Linked DNA regions of Homo sapiens: region 2 is linked to region 1. The links are chromatin loops, found by intact Hi-C in ENCODE. Cell type or tissue: PC-9. All regions are shown on one strand. Links, peaks and the distances in the headings refer to the core of each region. The heading gives the core; the rest is flanking DNA.

Region 1 (10,437 bases), core at 761-8,760:
GCTCTCAGTGGGAAAATGAGATGAACTCCCCATTTCTCACTCTCTCGCAGTGTTTCCTGACATCATCTTCCAAATTAACTTCTTGCAGTCAAATTCTGTGACTCAGAGTCTGCTTTTGGAGAGACACAAACTAACATAGATTATATTATCTTCCACAATATATTTAAATCACAGATAATTCATATGTGTTTTTATTTTTTTTATTGTATTTATTTATCTATGGAGACAGAGTCTCGCTTAGTTGCCCAGGCTGGAGTACAGTGATGCAACCTTGGCTCACTGCAAACTTCGCCTCCCGAGTTCAAGCGATTCTCTTGACTCAGCCACCTGAGTAGCTGGGATTACAGGCGTGCGCCACCACGTCTGGCTAATTTTTGTATTTTTAGTAGAGATGGGGGTTTTGCCATGTTGCTCAGGCTGGTCTTGAACTTCTGACCTCAAGTGATCTGCTTGCCTTGGCCTCCCAAAGTGCTGAGATTATAGGCATGAGCCACTGCGCCTGGCCCATATGTGTTTTTAAATCAAAATTATCAAACTAGTCTGATGTGTCTAAGGATTTACCTTGACTAAGAGTATTATATAAGTTTAATTATGATATGGATCCAGATATAATTTTGCATTTACTTACCAAATATTAAAATTGATTCAAAGGCATTTTTGTTAGTAGATTTTTATGATGACTAATTGTTAGCATAATACCTATTTGCATTTTCCTTCTGTTTGATTATAAATCTGTCTTTTGAATTGTTCTCTTGTATTACAGACAAATGACAGACACATGTTCAATTAATCCCCAAAAGTGGCCCCCACGAAGACATTCCCAGATACATAGGGCTACTAACTCAAGTAGACCACTGGAAATGGTGAATTACTTTCCCTCTGTGAGGAGGAGTTAAGTACTTTGTTCGTTCATAGGGCCATAGACACACAAAAAGTAAATATAAATATAAGTACAGCTATACACATTGTCAATAACTTCTGCAGGCAAAACCAGACTAAACAAAAAAAAAGAAGACTCTCTACAAATAAACAGAATTCTGAGACTGTGTATGTTTTCAAACGAATCCACTTTTTAGAAAATACAGGTGTTAATCATTCTTCAGACATAAGAGTTACAGACCACTAGATGACACTAATTCTTCTTTCATCCACTCTAAAATTTGGCAGTCAGAAATCCACAGCATTTCTTAAACAAAAGAAACACCCCTAGATGTCTGCCAATCTAATACTTTACATCATGTTTGACATTTTCCAGACTTTTAGACTCAAACACTGGTAACAAAGCTAGGACATTGTGCTCAAGTCTTCAGTTTTTAAAATGAAAGCCTGGTAGCTGTGGAGTCTTCCAGACTCATCTGCAGAGCACCTCTTGCACCTAAAACAGGACTTTTAGACTTCTTGAAAGATAATCACCAGGTCCCCATGAGTTTCTAACTGGCAGACAGTAATGGCATGTAAAAAGTGTCCAATTTTAAAAATCCAAAATTGCCTAAAACTTTGTCATATGTGATCTCTGAAAATATGCCCCACTTGTTTTTCTCAACTCAAAACACAACAGTTGGTGTCAGTAGCCCTGGAAGAGGGAGATCAGGAATGCTTAAAAGATCCTAAAGGTGCTGTGGGGATCGTCATTGACCAAGGATTGATCTCTGTTCCAGTGGTTCTTTATGTGGTAATCCCATCTATAAAAAATTACCAAAACCTTAAAACATGTATCTCAAATTATTAATAATATAATTCTTACACAAATATGTAATGAGTGGATGTCAAAGTTTTATTCAGTTTATGAATGGAGAAACTAGAAAAGTAACAGAGCTAGCTTCAGAAGCATTTGAGAAATATGGACTTACATAATTACTGAGGACAGAGATGTTGAAATAAATTTGCAGGGTTAAGTACAAAACTGTTCACCATCTTACCAGGCAATAAAATTATAATTTTTGATATTATATTCTCCATTAGACAGAAAAAAGCAATCATTCCATCCTTCAGTGTTCTACAATTTAAGGTGTCATAGAACATCTGGGCCTTGATGATCAGAAAAAGTACATTTCCCGGGAGTGTCAATAACTTTCAATGGGGTCAATTGAAAATGTTCTAACATGCTATTATAAGGTCAGATGTTTATCTTTTTACTTTGTTGTGAAGTTTTGATTTTTTTTTTTTTTTCCTGAAAGATCAGAACAAGTAATTTCTGAAGAATGGTTTGGGAAAGATAAAAGCAGCTCTCAAATACTGTGTAACACACACATCCCCGGCCTAAAACATTGAATCATGAGGAGTGTTGGGATGTTTACTATTAATATTTGAAACGATTTGAAGCTACACCTGTAATTTCATCACACTTATTTGCATTCTAATATACATTCTTTTTTTTTTTTTTTTTTTTTTTGAGATGCAGTCTCGCTCTGTCACCCAGGCTGGAGTGCAGTGGCGCGATCTCGGCTCACTGCAAGCTCCGCCTCCCGGGTTCACGCCATTCTCCTGCCTCAGCCTCCTGAGTAGCTGGGACTACAGACACCCGCCACCAGGCCTGGCTAATTTTTTGTATTTTTAGTAGAGATGGGGTTTCACTGTATCAGCCAGGATGGTCTGGATCTCCTGACCTTGTGATCCACCTGCCTTGGCCTCCCAAAGAGCTGGGATTACAGGCGTGAGCCACCACGCCCGGTCCTAATATGCGTTCTTATGTAGAAGAGAGCACCTGAATCAGAGTCTCTGAGGAGAAAAGCCTGCATCGATAGTTATTTAAAGCTCCCCAAGTAATCCTAGTGTGCAGCCAGGATTAAGAACTGCTGCTCTGTCCAGGTGCGGTGGCTCACGCCTGTAATCCCAGCACTTTGGGAGGCCGAGGCGGGCAGATCACCTGAGGTTGGGAGTTCGAGACCAGCCTGACCATATGGAGAAACCCCATCTCTACTAAAAAATACAAAATTAGCTGGGTGTGGTGGCAGGCGCCTGTAATCCCAGCTACTCGGGAGGCTGAGGCAGGAGAATTGCTTGAACCCGGGAAGCCTAGGTTGCAGTGAGCCAAGATTGCACCATTGCACTCCAGCCTGGGCGACAAGAGTGAAACTCGGTGTCAAAAACAAAAAAGAACTGCTGTTCTAGAATGAAACACTGCTCATTCCAGCATAGCGCGCATCTGCCCCTGATGCCACTCACTCAAAAGCAAGACTAGTTGTAGAAAAGTCCCACCCAAGCCACGGCATTGTTCCTAAGTAGCTGATCTAGTGCATAATCTGTTGCTTCATTCTAAAATATGAATTTGCAATCAAGGTTAACCAGGCATTTGAGAAACGTCTGCAACTTATAAGAAAAAGACTTAAATAAATGAACTGAAGTAAAACAACTCCACACACTGCAAAAATTCAGGAAGAGCTTTTTAAAAATGCCTAATTAGTGATTTCAGTGTACTAGGCAAGATTTTAAGGGAGGAAACCAGTATTGGAGTTTGAATCTCCTGTGTCCCACCACATAAAAATTTTTTCTCATGTAGAGTTAGAGAAGATTAGTAAATTTATAACTTTTGTTCCTAAGTTGACCATGTCCCAAGAGAAACACGCCACCATGCTGATGCTCACTTTGAATACGTGACTGCCAAATTATTAGATTCTGGAAATCATGCTGTCTTTCCCTTAGTTCATTCAGTCTCTCAGTCTCTGGACTTCAGTCCCGTGTTCCTCTTCCTCCTCCTCACGTTCATCTAAGGGCATTGCTATCTTTTTTCACTAAGAAAATTGAAGTAATCAGAATTGAGTTTCTTCAGCTGCCCCACCACATCTATATACCAACCAGCATGTGTACCCATGTTCTCTTCCTTCCTGCCTGTTATTAACTCTTAATTTTTCTGTCTAGCAATACACTAGCCCCATCTTGTTTACCAACTCAAGAACATAGCTGCAGCATTCTCTTCTTTCTTTTCCATTCATTTTCATTTTTAAGGAGCATTACAGTCAGTAAACATCCTTTTCTTGACCCTACATTCCCCTTAAGGTACTGTGCCATCTCTCTGCACTCTTTTAAACCAAAATTCCTTGAAAGAGTTGTCAGCTCTTCCTTTGAACTTCTTCTCCTCCCATTCTTTCCTGTGTTGCCAAAACACCTGGGGTTCGGTATAGAGCCTGCTACTCACTGCACGGAAAGCCAATCACTGAGACAGTGTATATTGCCAGAAAGGAAGGCTTTATTCAGGTGCTGCAACAAGGAGATGGGAGACGAGTCTCAAATGCATTTCCCTGATTGACTAAAATTAGGGGTCTATATAGCAGGGAAGAAATGTAATCCTGTGGGAAAACAGGAATTAGGGAAGGATAAGAAAGAAGAGTTGGTGAACAGCAAGCAGATGGTCACTCAGGCAATCATGATGGCTGAGGGCTCTGGCATCTCGTTTTCCAGGTTCAGTGATCTGGTAAGTTTCAGCTCCTTGATGCTATATGGGAGGCCTGATGGTTGATTTCCAGAGGAAAAAACTCAGATAAAACAATTATATCTTTCTCAAGCTTTAAGACTAGAAGGATCAATTTCTATATTTAGTCAAAGAAGCCATAAACATCAGTTCTTGTGGGACAATTGAACCAGTTTCATTGGAAAACTATAGGCTTTTTCTTACCATTGAAACAGTGCCTTTCACGCCACCACATTGTTAAATTAAATGATTAATTTTTAGTTTTCATTTTGCTTGACCCATCAGCAGCATTTAATAACAATTACTCCTTCCTGCGTTAATTATTTTGTTTACTTGGCTTCAGAAATGCATCTTCCTACCTCATTGTCCATTCTTCTTTGCTGGTTTATTTAATTAAATTAATTTATTTTTAAATTGACAGATAAGATTGTATTTATTGTGTAAAATGATGTTTTAAAGTATATATTCATTGTGGAATGGCTAACTAGTTAATTTACATATGCATTACCTCATACAGTCATCACTTTGTGGAGAGAACAATGAACATCCACACTCTTAGCATTTTTTAAGAATACAATATGTTGTCATAAACTATAATAACCATGCTGTAAAATAGATCTCTGGAACTTATTCCTCCTAACTAAGTCTCTAATTGTAATTTTTTATCCTTTGTCTAACATCTCCCCAACCCCCTTAGGCTCTGGTAACCTCCCTTCTACTCTCTTGTGTGAAGTTTTTTACTGGTTTCTTCTCATTAATCCTACTAATAACCACTAGAGGGCCTTAGGATTTAGTCTTTGGTCTACTTCTCTATTTAACCTCACTACCTTGATGGTCTCAGCTCTCCAGTTTTATATATCTTCTGAAAGGTCCCAGTTTTTCTATACCATAGAAATGACTCCTAAATTAATATCTCCAGCCTGATTTCTCTCCTACACTCCAAACATTCATTTCTAACTATTTACCTGCCTTTTTAAATCTAGGCTATCTAATAAACATCTAAAATTTACCTGAGCTTTTGACCTCTTACACACAACCCACTTACCCTAAGGTTTCCTTATCTCTATAGATGGCAACACTATCCTCCCAGCTGTTCAGAAAAATAACCTTGGAATTCAATGGGAGGAAAAACTTTTCCTCTACTGACTTTGGTACAATAGTTGGGGGCCTCCAAATTTAACTGACAATAGACAGATTAACAGGAGAAAAGTCAAAGTTGAATCATATGCATATGAAACTGCACAAAACAAGTAGCTCACTAACAAATTAGAGATAGAGGTTTAAATACCTAATTTATAAAAAAGAGTAGGGTAGGAAAGGCTTTTATAAGAAGACATGTTTTCTTTAGGAAAGTCAAATGGGACTTTTGAGGAACAAAGGAGAGATACGAGAGTTTGTGGTTGGTAATTTAGGCAGGTACCACTGGCCTTTCTGGCAAGAAAAACGTGAGCGTATTTTTTGCAGTTTCACTCTCCTTCTTCTTCCTGGGAGTGAGGTGGCCCAGAAGAGGGGATTTATAACAGATGTTTTCACCTTCAGTCAGATAGGAGAAGGTCAGATAAAGCTTCTTTCTGCATCTTTTGAATCTCATCCCTAGTTTAAAATGATCTTCATAACAATTTTGGGGGGTCCAAGTGGGTCCCTTCACATCCATAACTCCCTTGTTCTCATATTCCATATCTAATCTGTTAGCAAATCGTGTGTTCCTTATCTTCACAATATATTCAGAATCTGATCAAGTCTCACTAGTATAATCCTGGTCCGCACCAACATTATCTTTCTTCCTAAGTAGTCTCCTTGATTTTATTCACGCCCTACAATCCTCTCACAAGACTATACTCTGCCCATCAGCCAGAACAGCTCTTTTGTAGCATTGGTCAGATCATGTCTTTATCTTTTTACAACCTTCCAATGGTTTTCCTTCTTATTCAGAGTAAAAATAAGCCTCTTGTAAAGGTCTACAAGGCCCTACATGACATTACTGCAAACTGCTTTTTTGCTTCCTATTTCACCCTTCTATCTTAATCTAAGTCACACTAGTTTTCTTGTTACACTTGAGGCTCTTGCTGTTTTCTACACCCTAAATGTTCTTCTGCCAGATAGAATGCCTCTTTCATTTGTTTTCTTTCATTTGCTAATAGACAGTGAAACATATTTTTTCACACAAGAGAAAAATGAAAAGTTCTATAATATATAACAACTCTTAAAAATCAATAAATTAAAAAAACAAAACAACTAAATTGAATAATGAGTGAAGATATAAACAAGGCACTCAGACAAAAAATAAGAAATTGAAAACAATGTTATAAAGTGTGTTCCACCTTTTTTGTAAAGGCCTATGAACGGGAGCGAGTTAAATTTTTAAGTATCATCCATATAATGAAATATTATACATTAAATCTAAGACCTCAAACTGTAAAACTACTAAAACAATGGGGAGATTTTCCAGGACATTGAACCGGGCAAAGAGTTTTTGAGTAATATCCCACAAGTCCAGGCAACCAAAGCAAAGATGAACACGTGGGATCACATCAAGTTAAAAAGCTTCTGCAGAGCAAAGCATACAATCAACCAAGCGAAGAGACAACCCGCAGAATGATAGAAAATATATGCAAACTACCCATCTGACAAGAAATTAATAACCAGAATATATAAGGAGCTCAAACAACTCTATAGGAAAAAGTCTAATAGTCCATTTAGTCAAATAATGTAGATCTGTCTATACCTACATGGAAATATCTTCATGATATATTATTAGCCAAATAAACAGTGGCAGAAGAACATATAAATTATGAATTTATCTTAATAATGCTTAAGTGTATGTTTGTATTGTGCATCACATTATGTTACTCTGAGTTTTTTTCTATGACAATGTGAAATAGCAGGGTTCTTTTGATAGGTGCACTTGTGAGATTAGATTGCGTTCTGTGCTCTGGTGATGAGTCCTTGGGCCTATCATTTTGCTAGGAGGAAGTGTTATCAATTTTTACATACTTGGAATTTATATCTTACATATTTTTAAAAATACTTGTGGAAGCTTATAATGAAAATACTTTAAACAGCTAAATACTTTTAAAAAATGAATAGAGTAAGGGGGAAAGGTCAGAACAATATAGAGGTAAAAGGTATAAAGTTGCACTTATATTTACACAAAATTATTCTGTTTATTTCTGTATTTCTAAATTTTACTTATTGTTTTTTTTTTTTTAGAGGGAGTCTCACTCTGTTGCCCAGCCTGGAGTGCAGGGGCATGATCTCGGCTCACTGCAACCTCCACCTCTTGGGTTCAAGCGATTCTCCTGCCTCAGCCTCCTGAGTAGCTGAGATTTCAGGCACTCGCCACCACTTCAGGCTAATTTTTGTATTTTATTAGAGACAGGGTTTTACCTTGTTAGCCAGGCTGATCCCAAACTCCTGACCTCAAGTGATCCGCCCACCTCAGCCTCCCAAAGTGCTGGGATTACAGGTGTGAGGCACCGCACCTGGCCTTATTCAGTGTATTTTTGAGCTTCCTGTAAACCAAGACAAAACAGGATATAAATTTAAAAATAGAAAAAAAGGCCAGGCGTGGTGGCTCACACCTGCAATTGCAGCACGTTGGGAAGCTGAGGCGGGCGTATCACGAGGTCAGGAGATCAAGACCATCCTGGCAAACACGGTGAAACCCCGTCTCTACTAAAAATACAAAAAAAAAAAAATAGCTGGGCGTGGTGGCGGGTGCCTGTAGTCCCAGCTACTGGGGAGGCTGAGGCAGGAGAATGGCATGAACCCAGGAGGCGGAGCTTGCAGTGAGCCGAGGTCTTGCCACTGGTCTCCAGCCTGGGTGACAGTGAGACTCCGTCTCAAAAAAAAAAAAAGAAAAGAGAAAAAAAAAGAAATCTTGACAGCTTGTCTACCCCAGCAGAGTTGCGAGCCACAATTGTAAGAATGGAAGTAAAGATGCTTTACACAATATAAAGTGCCATATAAATGTAAGGTACTGTTTCTACCTAGTCACTCATCTTTTTTCTTAGGGAAACTTCTAAACAGGCCTTCCTCTGGCCTGAATTACCCTTTGTGGACAAAATACAGTAAAGAAAGTTTTTCTAGAGTTTCTTGCACTTGGTCTTATAGCTACTTACCATTCTGCCTTTGCAGAAGTGCTCTTTTAATCAGTAGCTGTATTATGTCCAATTATGTCAGAAACAAATTAGCACATTAAATAAAAAGTTCTTGAGGAAGACATAAGTGATTTGTATAGCCACTTAAATGAATCTAATTTATAGATGAAGTTTGTCAAGTTTAAAAATTATTCACAAACCAACTGTTGTTCTTGACAGTTAAAATACTTATACCATGTAGTTAATACGGTGGTGCTTGTGACTTCATTTCTGGTTGGTATGCTTAGATAAGTTGGCAACATTTGAGGCTATCGATTATAAAATTCAATCAGTAGAAGAGGCAACCCAGTTAAATCTTGACTTGATTATTAGCCATTTTTTTCCAAAATGAGGCTCCCAGGAGGTATTCTACAGTTTTAAAAAGAACGTATTAAATGATGATTGAAGCAGTTAAGAGCTCTTCTTTAAACTGTGTACAAACTCATTAGAAAAAGTTTGCCTGAATAGCATAGTTTCTGGAGATAATCTGGCTGATTAAAATCCCTTTTCTCCCATTTACCAGCTGTGCATCATCATAAGCAAAGGCCTTAGTAATTCAGTGACTCAGTTTCCTCCTACGTAAAATTGATACAGCAACAGTACCTACCTTAAAGAGTTGTGAAAATCAAATGAGGTAATACCTATAATGGGCTTAGAATGATAATTTGGCTTCTAACATTCAAAAAATGTTAGCTAGTAGTAATTGTAGTATCACATAGATCAGAATGCCATAGTCTGTGCTGCAGAATCCTCTCTCTCGGTGTAGGTGACTAGGAAATGCTATTTTATCTGCTTTGTGTCAGAACAGTTTCTCCAAAGAAAGCTCACCAAGGAAGCAGGCACCTGGAGTTGGTTTGCAGAATACTACTGTACAAAGAAAGGGTGAGAAGAGTTAGAGAGGTTTCTTCAAGAAACCAGAAATGACATAAAAATCATTTTGTCCACAGGATGGGCATCAAACTTAAAATGAGAGGCAAAGGCATAGGTTAAGAGCCAGGCAGAGGTAAAGTGAAACAGAGACAAAATTGGGAATTATGAGATAGACCTTACTATTCTTTAAAAAGCATTCAGCTCTTCTTCATTATCCTTGGTTTGCCAATATGAGATCCAAGCCTGAATGAATTAGGTTGGCTTAAAAAGTATAGGGCTAAGTCTGTTTCTTCGGATGGATGTCCTGTACACTTTTGTTTAATGGAAAAACAGAATGGTAATTCAGATTGTTAGGAAAGTTAGGACAAAAAGTGTTTATTTAAGGATCAGGAAATTTCAGTATGCTTTTAGGCAAAAAGAAAAGCAGTTAATAAACAGGGATTCAAAAATGCCAGAAAAAGAGGGATAACTGTTAGAGTATGATTCTAAAAGGAGCGGGAATGAACGTGTTTCAGTTAACAGATGGAGATAAAAGTCTTAGAATGGCAGAAGAACTGCTCTTGCTTTGAATTTGTTAGAAAGAATTTTAAAAGTGAATTAACATATAGGAAGGTTTTGAATTAAAGTGAAAAAATGAAAGAGACTGCTCTTGTGGGCACAGAGGGAAAGCTTCCTTTTTGTCCTTCATATGTTTGCTGAAGAATCAACTCACAAAAGTCAGCTTAATAGGGGAAATGACATACAGATTTATTAGCATGTATGAAGGGAAATATCGCAGTGATTACCCCACCACAAACGAGATGGGGTAAAGGTAATTATATACCCTTCTCCTAAGGTCAAAAAGAGATGGGGGAGTGTGGATGATTTTAGCGGGGGTAGTACATAATTTTTAAGGGAATTCAATGAGCTTGGAGAACCGTAGTCTGAGACAAAGTCTGTTGGGTCTGCAGAGCAGACAATGGTTTGCGACAAAAGTCTGTCCAAGTGTGTTAACAGACTTCAGTCTTTCTTCCTGCAATA
Region 2 (10,437 bases), core at 1,008-9,007, 100 kb after region 1:
TGTGTGTGTATGTATATATGTATATATATACACACACACATACTGATAGATAGATAGATAGATAGATAGATAGATAGATAGATAGATAGATAGCATTGGTACTCCATACACGTCTAGGGCTCCCCACAAAGCTTTTAGGGAGTCTGCAAGATCAAAACTATTTTTTTTCACCGTGTAGACATTTGTACTGATGGTGTAAAACCAATGGTAAGTAACACAGCTTGCACCTTAGCATAAATTAAGAAAGTGGCATCAAACTGCACAAGTGGTCATGTTTTCTTCACTGTCATGCACTTTCAGTTTTAAAAATTCCAGTTTCACTGAAGAATGTACTTGATGAAGCAGAAAGCATGATTAATTTTAATTACTGTTCCACTCTTGAACATGTCTTTTTAGTAAGCCATATGACAAAATGAGAAGTATACATAAAGTACTTCTAAATCACATACTGATGTGAGATGGTTATCTTCAGAAAAAGCATTTGTATAATTATTTGAGTTATGAACTGCATTGGCGGCTATATTTCATGGAACATCATATTTTCCCTAAAAAAAAAAAAAACAGAAAAAAAATGATGCTTCTTCAGACTTGGTTATTTGAAGATATTTATAAATGAAATGAGTATGCCACTTCAATGAAAGCAAGGGATAGTAGCTACTGCCAATGATAATACTTGACAATTCACGGAAAATTAAAACTTTTGCAAATTTTGTATCTACCACCATGAGTTTCAGTTTCCCAATATCTCAGACCTTTTTTCATAAGATGCATGATGATATTTACAAATGTGAAGCAGTATTTTTACATGACCTTGCAGACATTACAAAATCATCCATGTGAAGAAAAATCCATTCACCACGCTAAATGTTCACTGAAACAGTTTCAGATTTCACACTGTAGTAACCTTTAAGAGACTCCTACCAGTTGAGTTTTGTTGTAGTATCACAGGATATTTAAAATTGTTGAAAAGGCAATTAAAATATCCTTTTCTTTTTCAGCTAGTAATTTGTGTAAAGCTGAATTGTCTTTGTATGCATCAAACAAAGCAACATCTCATTACAGACTAAATGCAAAAGCACATATGAGAATACAGTTGTGTTCTATTAAATGAGGTATTAAAGATATGTGCAAAAATTTTAAACAATGCCACTTCTCTCAATATATTTCATTTTGAAAATATAGTTTCTTCTTAAAATGTACTATTTATGTTAACATGTCATTGGTTTATTATTAGTATTACATTAAAGTCAATTAATAATTTATTTTCAGTTTAATTTCTGATGTGGCAAATAGCAACTGATATAACCTCTGTAAACAAAAGCTTTTTAGGCTTTTTAATAATTATCAAAAATGCAAAGGGGTCCTGAGACCAAAATGGTTGAAAATTGCTGATCTAGAAGATTGCTTTTAATCATCATCGTGTTGCAGAATTACAAAGCATGATGATGTCATTATTGTTTAACCATTCTCCCATTTGAGCAAATTCATGGTATTTTTTATCTTTGCCACAATTTCAAACGTCTTTTTTTCTTCCTCTTGGTGTCTCATGAGTAGGTCACCCTGTCTCATGACTTTACACATTTTTATGCCCCATCTAGGAACATACTTATACAGATTTTTGATTTGAAGCCCTGCTTAACCTTTAGCACTCAGGTTAAGTGCCACCTGAATAGTCGTAATCCACACAAACTAAACCCTTTTCTTCTTTCCCTGTCTCATTGTTTTCACACACTGATACATTCCTGCTTGCTGGAATAAGTTCCCAAGTCCTTATCTCATGCTTGTTTTATGGGAACCCAGATTATGATACTATCTGGCCCATAGTAGGTACTCACTGAGAGATTATTACTAGCATTTTGACTTTCCAGCATGATGATTAAGGGTAAGTTACATAGAGTTATTTTTAACTGGTCTGCCATACCACCAATAAATCACCTAAGTTGTGAACAGAACTTAATTGTTTAAATGAGGCACTCTAAAGTACCTCTCTGTGTTATAATATCTATGTGGTTAGTCTTGTGATATCCCTACTCCTACATTTCAGAAGGCCTCTGACCTCTGACCCATGATAAGACTGACCAGTTCTATCATTGGTATATTATTACTTCTTCCTGGAAAGGCTTCTTAGACCACCTGAGGACAGAGAATTGGACTTTTATGTGTTACAAAGATTCATTATATGTTTTTTTGTCTGTTTCTTCATTAATGTAGGTTTAACACTGATTGATCTAACTAGTTTTATTTTACAATAGTAACCTTTTAGCAAGATTATAGGGTAGAGAAAGTGTAGACCTTGCCTACCTTGAACTGGGGGAGGCTAAGACGTATACCAGAAGAACATAATGATTACTAACTGCACACATTGTCATAGGACAGTTGGTAGCACCGTGTCTTCAAGTCAAAAGATTCAAGAGGATAAAATATAAAAATATCTCCTCTTCTGATGGCAGAAACACATCAAAGAAACATGAGAGTTTTTCTACAGAAAATAACGTAATGAAAGATAGCTGGTTCATTGAAGACTATATAGCAACACGTCAGAGTTTCTCATTTATTTTTAGTGGCACAAGTAATGCTCAGTCTGAATAATCTCCTTTTCTCTTTTTATAAAAACAGCTCTATTAAGATATACTTTATATGCCATACAATTCACCTGCTTAAAGTATATGATTCAGTAATCTTTGTTACGTTGTATTATTACATTTTTTAATTTTAGTAAAAATGTATACAACATCTGCCAATTTAACCATTTTAAAATGTACAATTCAGTGACATTGTTCATACAATGTTGTGAAACCACCACCAAGATATCTTTATCCTTTTTTTAAAAAGTGCATGCATGTAGCTACTGTTTTCACTCAACATGTTACATATTTTACTCTACTCTCTTCTTGCTTGCATGATTGCCTTGGAGAAGTCAGATGCTATTCTAATCTTTGTTCCTCAATATGTACAGTATTATTTTATAAAAATTAATTATTTTTTTACATTTTTATTGGTACATGGTAGGTGTATTATTTATAGGGTACCTTAGATGTTGTGATACAGGCATGCAATTTGAAAGGAGGACAGCATGGAGAATGGGGTATTAATTCCCTGAAGCATTTATTCTTTGAGTTAAAAACAATCAATTACATTCTTTAAGCTATTTTAAAATATACAGTTAAGTTATTATTGACTATAGTCACCCTGTTCTGCTGTCAAGTAGTAGGTCTTATTCATTCTACTTTTTTTGTACACATTAACTGTCCCCACTGATATGGTTTGGATTTGTGTCCCCGCCGAAATCTAATGTCGTGTTGGAGGAGGGGCCTGGCGGGGGTGATGGAATCATGGAGGCGGGTTTCCTCCTTGCTGTTCTCAGGAGAGTGAGTGAGTTCTCACAAGATCTGATGGTTTAAAAGTGTGTGGCACTTCCCCCTTCTCTCTCTCTCTCTCTATCCTGCTGCCATGAAAGATGTGACTTGCTTTCCCTTCACTTTCCGCCATGATTGTAAATTTCCTGAGGCCTCCCTAGCCATGGGAAACTGTGAGTCAATTACTCTTTCCTTTATAGATTACTCAGTCTCCGGTAGTTCTTTACAGCAGTGTGAGAAGGGACTAATACAACCACTTTGCCAAAACACCCCACTACCCTTATCAGCCTCTGGTAACCATCCTTCTATTCTCTATGTCCATGAGTTAAATTGTTTTTATTTTTAGATCTCACAAATAATTGAGAACATGCAATGTTTCCCTTTCTATGCCCGACTTATTTAACATGATGATCTAAAATTCCATTAGTGTTGATGCAAATGACTAGATATCATTTTTTATACCTGCGTAGTATGCCATTGTGTATGTACCACATTTTCTTGATCCACTCATCTGTTGATGAAGAGTTAGATTGCTTCCAAATCTTAGCTATTGTAATCAGTGCTACAACAAACATCAACAAACATAGGAGTGCAGATACATCTTTGATATACTGATTTATTTTCTTTTCGGTATAAACCCAGCAGTGGGATTACTGGATTACATGGTAGCTCATTTCTTGTTTTTTTTTTTTTTTTTCTTTTTTTGACCCTCCAAACAGTTCTCCATGGTGGTTGTACAAATATACATTCCCACCAAGAGTGTACAAGGGTTCCCTTTTCTTTACATTTTCTCGAGATTTGTTTTTGCCTGTCTTTTGGATATAAGCCATTTAAACTAGGGGGAGATATCTCATTGTAGTTCTGATTTGCATTTATCTGATGATCAATGATGTTGAGCACCTTTTCATATGCCTGTTTACCATATGCATGTCTTCTTTTGAGAAATGTCTATTCAAATATTTTGCCTATTTTTGGATTGGATTATTAGATTCATTTTTACAGAGGTGTTTGAGCCCCTTATATGTTCTGGTTATTAATCCCTTGTCAGATGGGTAGTTGCAAATATTTTCTCCCATTCTGTTGGTTCACTCTTCACTTTGTTGATTGTATTCTTTGCTGTGCAGAAGCTTTTTTTAACTTGACGTGATTTCATTTGTTTATGTTTGCTTTGGTTGCCTGTGCTTGTAAGGTATTGCTCAAGAAGTCTTTGCCCAGACCCATGTCCTGGAGGTTTTCCCCAATGTTTTCTTGCAGTCATTTCATAGTTTCAGGTATTAGATTTAAGTCTTTAATCCACTTTGATTTGATTCTTATATTTGGTGAGAGTTAGGGGTCTAGATTCCTTTGTTTGCATATGGATATCCAGCATTTTCAGCACCATTTATTGAAGACTCTCTCCTTTCCCCAGTCTATTTTCTTGAAGTCATTGTCACAGATGAGTTCACTGTAGGTGTCTGGATTTGTTTCTGGGTTCTCTATTCTGTTCCACTGGTCTATGTGTCTGTTTTTATGCCAGTACCTTGCTATTGTTAATATAGCTCTGAAGCATAATTTGAAGTATGGGAATGTGGTTCTTCCGTTTTTGTTCTTTTGCTTAGAATAGCTTTAGCTATTATGGGTCTTTTGTGGTTTCATATAAATTTTAGGATTTTTTTTTCTATGTCCCTGAAGAATGTCATTGATAGTTTTATAGGAATTGTATTGAATAAGTAGATTGCTTTGGGTAGTATGGACATTTTCACAATATTGATTGCTTCAATCTATGAACATGAAATATTTTTCAATTTTTTGGTATTCTCTTAAATTTCCTTCATGACTTTTTAATTTTTATTATACAGATCTTTCATTTCTTTGTGTGGGAAAGAGAGTTTCTGGGATGCCAGATGATATGGTCTCCCCTGTGTGAGACACCCCTGGGGAGCCATGGGCGGCCTCTGTGGAGAAAAGTCTCCTTATTGCCTTCATATCTTTATGTACCAAGAGCATAACAGCTCAGTGGCATGCCACAGGTTGCTTGGGGAGATAACACTCCCTTGAAGCAGTGGAGTGTAATCAAACATCTTGGCTTCTCCTGAAAGCCACTCCCACCCATTTCAGTCCCAATAAGTTAAAGATCTTAAGTAGTTTAGCCACACGCCTTTGCTCAAGGAAATTCAGAAACCACCACTGCTATACATCTTATTGAGTGACTCACAGGTTCTCCTGATTAATCCTTTTAATCCTTTTCCTCATTCCTTCCTACCCCTCCCATTTGCCCTAAGAACAAAGAGCTTGTAAACCAATAAATTAGGCGGAGCTGAAGAGCTCTGGGCTGTGAGCAAGCCTCCGAGGCTCCTGTCCCCTGGCCCGCCTTTGAAAATCTTATTCTGTCTCTTTCTAATTCCTTTGTCTCCACTGGATTCGGGGTACCAGCTGGGTGGTGTAGGGCTGGTTTCCCCAACACTTTGGTTAATTTATAGGTATTTAATTTCATGTGTGGCTATTGTAAATGGGATTACATTGTATTTCGTCAGATAGTTTACTTTTGGCATGTAGAAATGCTACTGATTTTTGTATGTGGGTTTCGTATCCTGCAACTTGACTGAATTTATTAGTTCTAATATTTTTGTGTGTCTGTGGAGTTGAAACAGGTTGGCTCTGTGTTTCCACCCAAATCCACCTTGAATTGTAGTTCCCATATTTCCACATGTTGTGGGAGGGACCCAGTGGGAGACCCATAATTGAATCATGGGGGCAGTTTCCCTCATACTGTTCTAGTGGTAGTGAATAAGTTTCATGAGATCTGATGGTTTTATCAAGGGTTTCCTCTTTAGCTTGGCTCTGATTGTCTTTTGTCTGCCACCATGTAAGACATGCCTTTTGCTTCCCACCATGATTGTGGGGCCTCCCCAGCCACGTGGAACTGTGAGTCCATTAAACCTCTTTCTCTTTATAAATTACCCAGTCTTAGGTATGTCTTTATCAGCAGTGTAAACATGGACTAATACAGGAGTCTTTAGGTTTTCTCAAATATAAGATAATATCATTCACAAACAACAATAATTTGATGTCTTTTCTTCAAATATGTATATCCTTTATGTCTCTCTTGTCTGACTGCTCTAGCTAGGACTTGCAATACTTTGTTGAATAACAGTGGTAACAGTGAACATTCTTGTCAGGTTCTAGATCTTAGAAAAAAGGCTTTTAGTTTTTCCCCATTCAATATTACACTAGCCATGGTCCTGTCATATGTGGCTTTTATTATATTAAGGTATGGTCATTCTATACACAGATTTTTGCATATTTTTGTCATGAAGGGATGCTAAATTATATAAAATGCTTTGTCAGCATCAATTGAAATGATTATGTGGCTTTTATCCTTCATTCTGTTGATATAATGTGTCACATTGATTGATTTGCATATGTTGAACCATCCTTGCATTCCAGAAATAAATCACACTTGGTCGTGACGAATGATCTTTCTAATGTATTGTTGAATTTAATTTGCTAGAATTTTGTTGAGGTTTTTTGCATCAATATTTATCAGAGATATTAGTCTGTAGTTTTCATTTTTTTTATGTGTCCTTGCCTGGTTTTGGTATTAGAGTAATACTAATACTGGTATCATGGAATGAGGTTGGACATATTCCCTTCTCCTCTATTTTTCAGAGTAGTTTGAGTAGGATTGGTATTACCTCTTCTCTAAATGTTTGATAAAATTTGGCAGTGAAGCCATAGGGTCCTGGGCTTTTCTTTACTGGGAGACTTTTATTATGGCTTCAATCTCATTATTTATTGGTCTGTTCAGGTTTCAGATTTAATCTTGGTAGATTGTATGTATCTAGGAATTTGTCTATTTCTTCTGGATTTTTCAATTTATTGTCATATAGTGCTCCAGGGTTTGGTGCATATATATTTAAAATTTTTATATGCTCTGGCTGAATTTACCTTTTTATCATTATATATTGACCTTCTTTGTCTCTTATAGTTTTTGTCTTGAAATCTATTTTGTCTAATATAAGCATAGTGACTCCTCTTTTTTTATTTTCATTGGCATGAGATATCATTTTTTATTCCTTTATTTTCAGCCACATGTGTGTCTTTATAGATGAAGTGTGTTTATTGTAGGCAACAGATCAATGGGTCTTGCTTTTTATCCATTCAGTAAGTCTATATGTTTTGATTGAACAGTTTAGTCCATTTATATTCAATGTTGTTTTTTATATGTAAGGACTTACTACTGCCATTTTGTTATTTGTTTTCTTTTTGTTTGTGGTCTTCTTTCTTTTCTTCCTGTCTTCCTCTTGTGAAGGTAATTCTTTCTGGTGATATAATTTAGTGCCTTTTTATTTTTGTGCATCTGTTGTGTTTTTTGGTTTGAAGTTACAATGAGTCTGCAAATACCATCTTAAAATTCATAATTTCAACCGAATAACAACTTAACACTATAGGAATAAACAAACAAACATATAAAAAATAAAGCTAATAATCTAAGCCTTAACTTTAACCCCTTGCTTTTTAACTTTTTGTTGTTTCTAATTATATCTTATGGTAATTAATATGTCTTGAAAAGTTGTTCTACTTATTATTTTCGATTGCTTTATTGTTTACTCTTTCAACTTAGCATAGAGGTAGTTTATACACTACAGTTACAGCGCTATAATATTTTCTGTTTTTTGTATACTTACTACTGCCAGTAACTTTTATATTTTCAAGTGATTATTTATTGCTTATTAATGTATTTTTCTTTCTGATTGAACTGCTCTCTTTAATTGTAGGATGGGTCTGGTATTAATCAAATCAGTCAGCTTCTGTTTGCCTGGTAAAGTCTTTAATTTTCCTTCATGTTTGAATGATATTTGCACCAAATATACTATTCTAGGGTAATTTTTTTCAGCACTTTAAAATGTCGTACCACTTTATCTTGGTCTATAAGTCTTCCACTGAAAAATATTCTGCCAGGTGTATTGGAGCTCCATGGTATGTTATTTGTTTCTTTTCTCTAGCTGCTTTTAGAATTCTTTCTTTATCCTTGACCTTTGGGAGTTTGATTATTAAATGCCTTGAAGTAGTCTTTGGGTTAAATCTGCTTGGTGTTCTGTAGCCTTCTTATACTTGGATACTGATATGTTTCTCTAGGTTTGGGAATTTCTCTGTTATTATCTCTTGGAATAAACTATCTACCCCTATCTCTTTCTCTGCCTCCTCTTTATGGCCAATAATTCTTAGATATTCCCTTTTGAGGATATTTTCTAAATCCTATAGGCTTACTTCATTGTTTGTTTGTTTGTTTGTTTCCTCTGACTGTGTATTTTCAAATAGTAATCTTTAAGCTCACTAATTCTTCTGTTTGATTAATTCTACTGTTTAAGGACTCTGATGCCCTCGTTTGTATGCCCATTTCATTTGTCAGCTGGAGAATTTCTTCTTGCTACTTATTTCAATCTCTTTAATTATTATTAAAGTAATTATTTCAATCTCTTTGTTAAATTTATCTGAATTTATTCTTTGTGTTATTTTGAATTTGTGTTTTCTCAACATACCTATTTTGAATTCTCTCTCTGAAAGGTGACATATCTCTGTTTCTCTGGGATTGGTCCCTGGTGTGTTATTTAGTTAATTTGTACAGGTCATGTTTTCCTGGATGGTGTTGATACTAGCAGATATTCTTCAGTGTCTGGGCACTGGAGATCTAGGTAATTATTGTAGTCTTCACTCTCTGTGTATAACTGTAGCCTTCCTTTTTGGGAAGGTTCTTCAATATTTGGAAGAACTTGGGTGTTATGATATAAGCTGTATCTGCTTTAGGGGGAACCCCACGGCCAGTAACACTGTGATTCTTGCAGACTCTTAGAAGTACTGCCTTGATGATTTTGGACTATATCTGGGAGAATTTTCTGGATTACCAGGCAGAGACTCTTGTTCTCTTCCCTTACCTTTTTCTAAACATATGGAGCTGCTCTCTTTTTTTCTGAGTCATCAAAAGCTGGGGGTGGAGTCACACAAGTACCCATGTGACCACCACTGCTATGACTGCACTGGATCATACCTGAAGCCAGCATAGCGTTGAGTCTCACCCCAGGTCTGCTGTACCCACTCCCTGTATACTATCTATGCTCACTCAAGGCCCTTGGGCTTTATAATCAGCAGTTTGCAAAGTTTGCCAGGCCTGTGTTTTTTTCCTTTAGGTTGACAAGATCTCCCAACTTTTGGGTGAGTCCAGAAGTGCTATCTGGGGGTCAGGGATTAGATTCAAAAACCTCAGAAGTTTACTTGGTGTTCTATTATATTGCAGCTGAGCCAGGTGCAGTTTTTCTTACTCTTCCCTCCCCTTTCTGAAGTCAGTGAAGCCTCACCCTGCAGCCACAGCCACCTAGGCCACAAGGAGTACTGCCAGAATACTGCAGATGTTCCCTCAAGGTCCAAGGGCTCTTCAGTTAGCTTGTCATGAGTGCTGCCTGGCCTGGGACTCACCCTTCAAGGCAGCAGGTTCCACTCTGGCCCAGGGCAGATCCAGAAATTCTGTGTAGACCCCAAGGATCTAGAACCAGAAATACCATTTGATTCAGCAATCCCATTACTGGGTATATACCCAAAGGATTATAATGCATTCTACCATAAAGACACATGCACATGTGTGTTTACTGCAGCACTATTTACAATAGCAAATACTTGGAACCAACCCAAATGCCCATCAATGATAGACTGGATAAAGAAAATGTGCCACATATACACAGAGGAATAGTATGCAGCCATAAAAAAGAATGAGTTCATATCCTTCGCAGGGTCGTGGATGAAGCTGGAAACCATCATCCTCAGCAAACTAACAGAGGAACAGAAAACAAAACACCACATGTTCTCGCTCATAAGTGGGAGTTGAACAATGAGAACAAATGGACACAGGGAGGGAAACATCACACACTGGGGCCTGTTGGGGGATGGGGGACAAGGGGAGGGATAGCATTAGGAGAAATACTTAATGTAAATGACAGAGTGATGGGGGCAGCAAACCACCATGTATACTTATTTAACAAATCTGCACATTCTGCACATGTATGCCAGAACTTAAAGTATAATAGAAAATAAAAATAAACATAAATGC

What was found. Hi-C counts contacts between places; a loop is a spot of excess contacts. Peaks named below come from ENCODE experiments on the same cell type or tissue, not always from the same donor. Only the 100,000 strongest peaks of a DNase experiment are listed, where the experiment ranks them.
Region 2: it touches region 1 in a loop (13-fold over the local background); 2 of 110 quality-filtered maps call a loop at or near these places.

Annotation. Positions count from the first base shown.
Region 1 is chrX:144,891,288-144,901,724 of GRCh38, reverse strand. No RefSeq gene overlaps it. Among named protein-coding and RNA genes, the nearest start is that of SPANXN1, 350 kb to the left of the region's middle. In PC-9, for the core only: a CTCF peak has its summit at 5,191 (motif pointing right); no DNase peak of the experiment used is centred there.
Region 2 is chrX:144,786,620-144,797,056 of GRCh38, reverse strand. No RefSeq gene overlaps it. Among named protein-coding and RNA genes, the nearest start is that of SPANXN1, 460 kb to the left of the region's middle. In PC-9, for the core only: no CTCF peak of the experiment used is centred there; a DNase peak (open chromatin) is centred at 5,546; H3K4me3 peaks cover 597 bases; H3K27ac peaks cover 2,041 bases.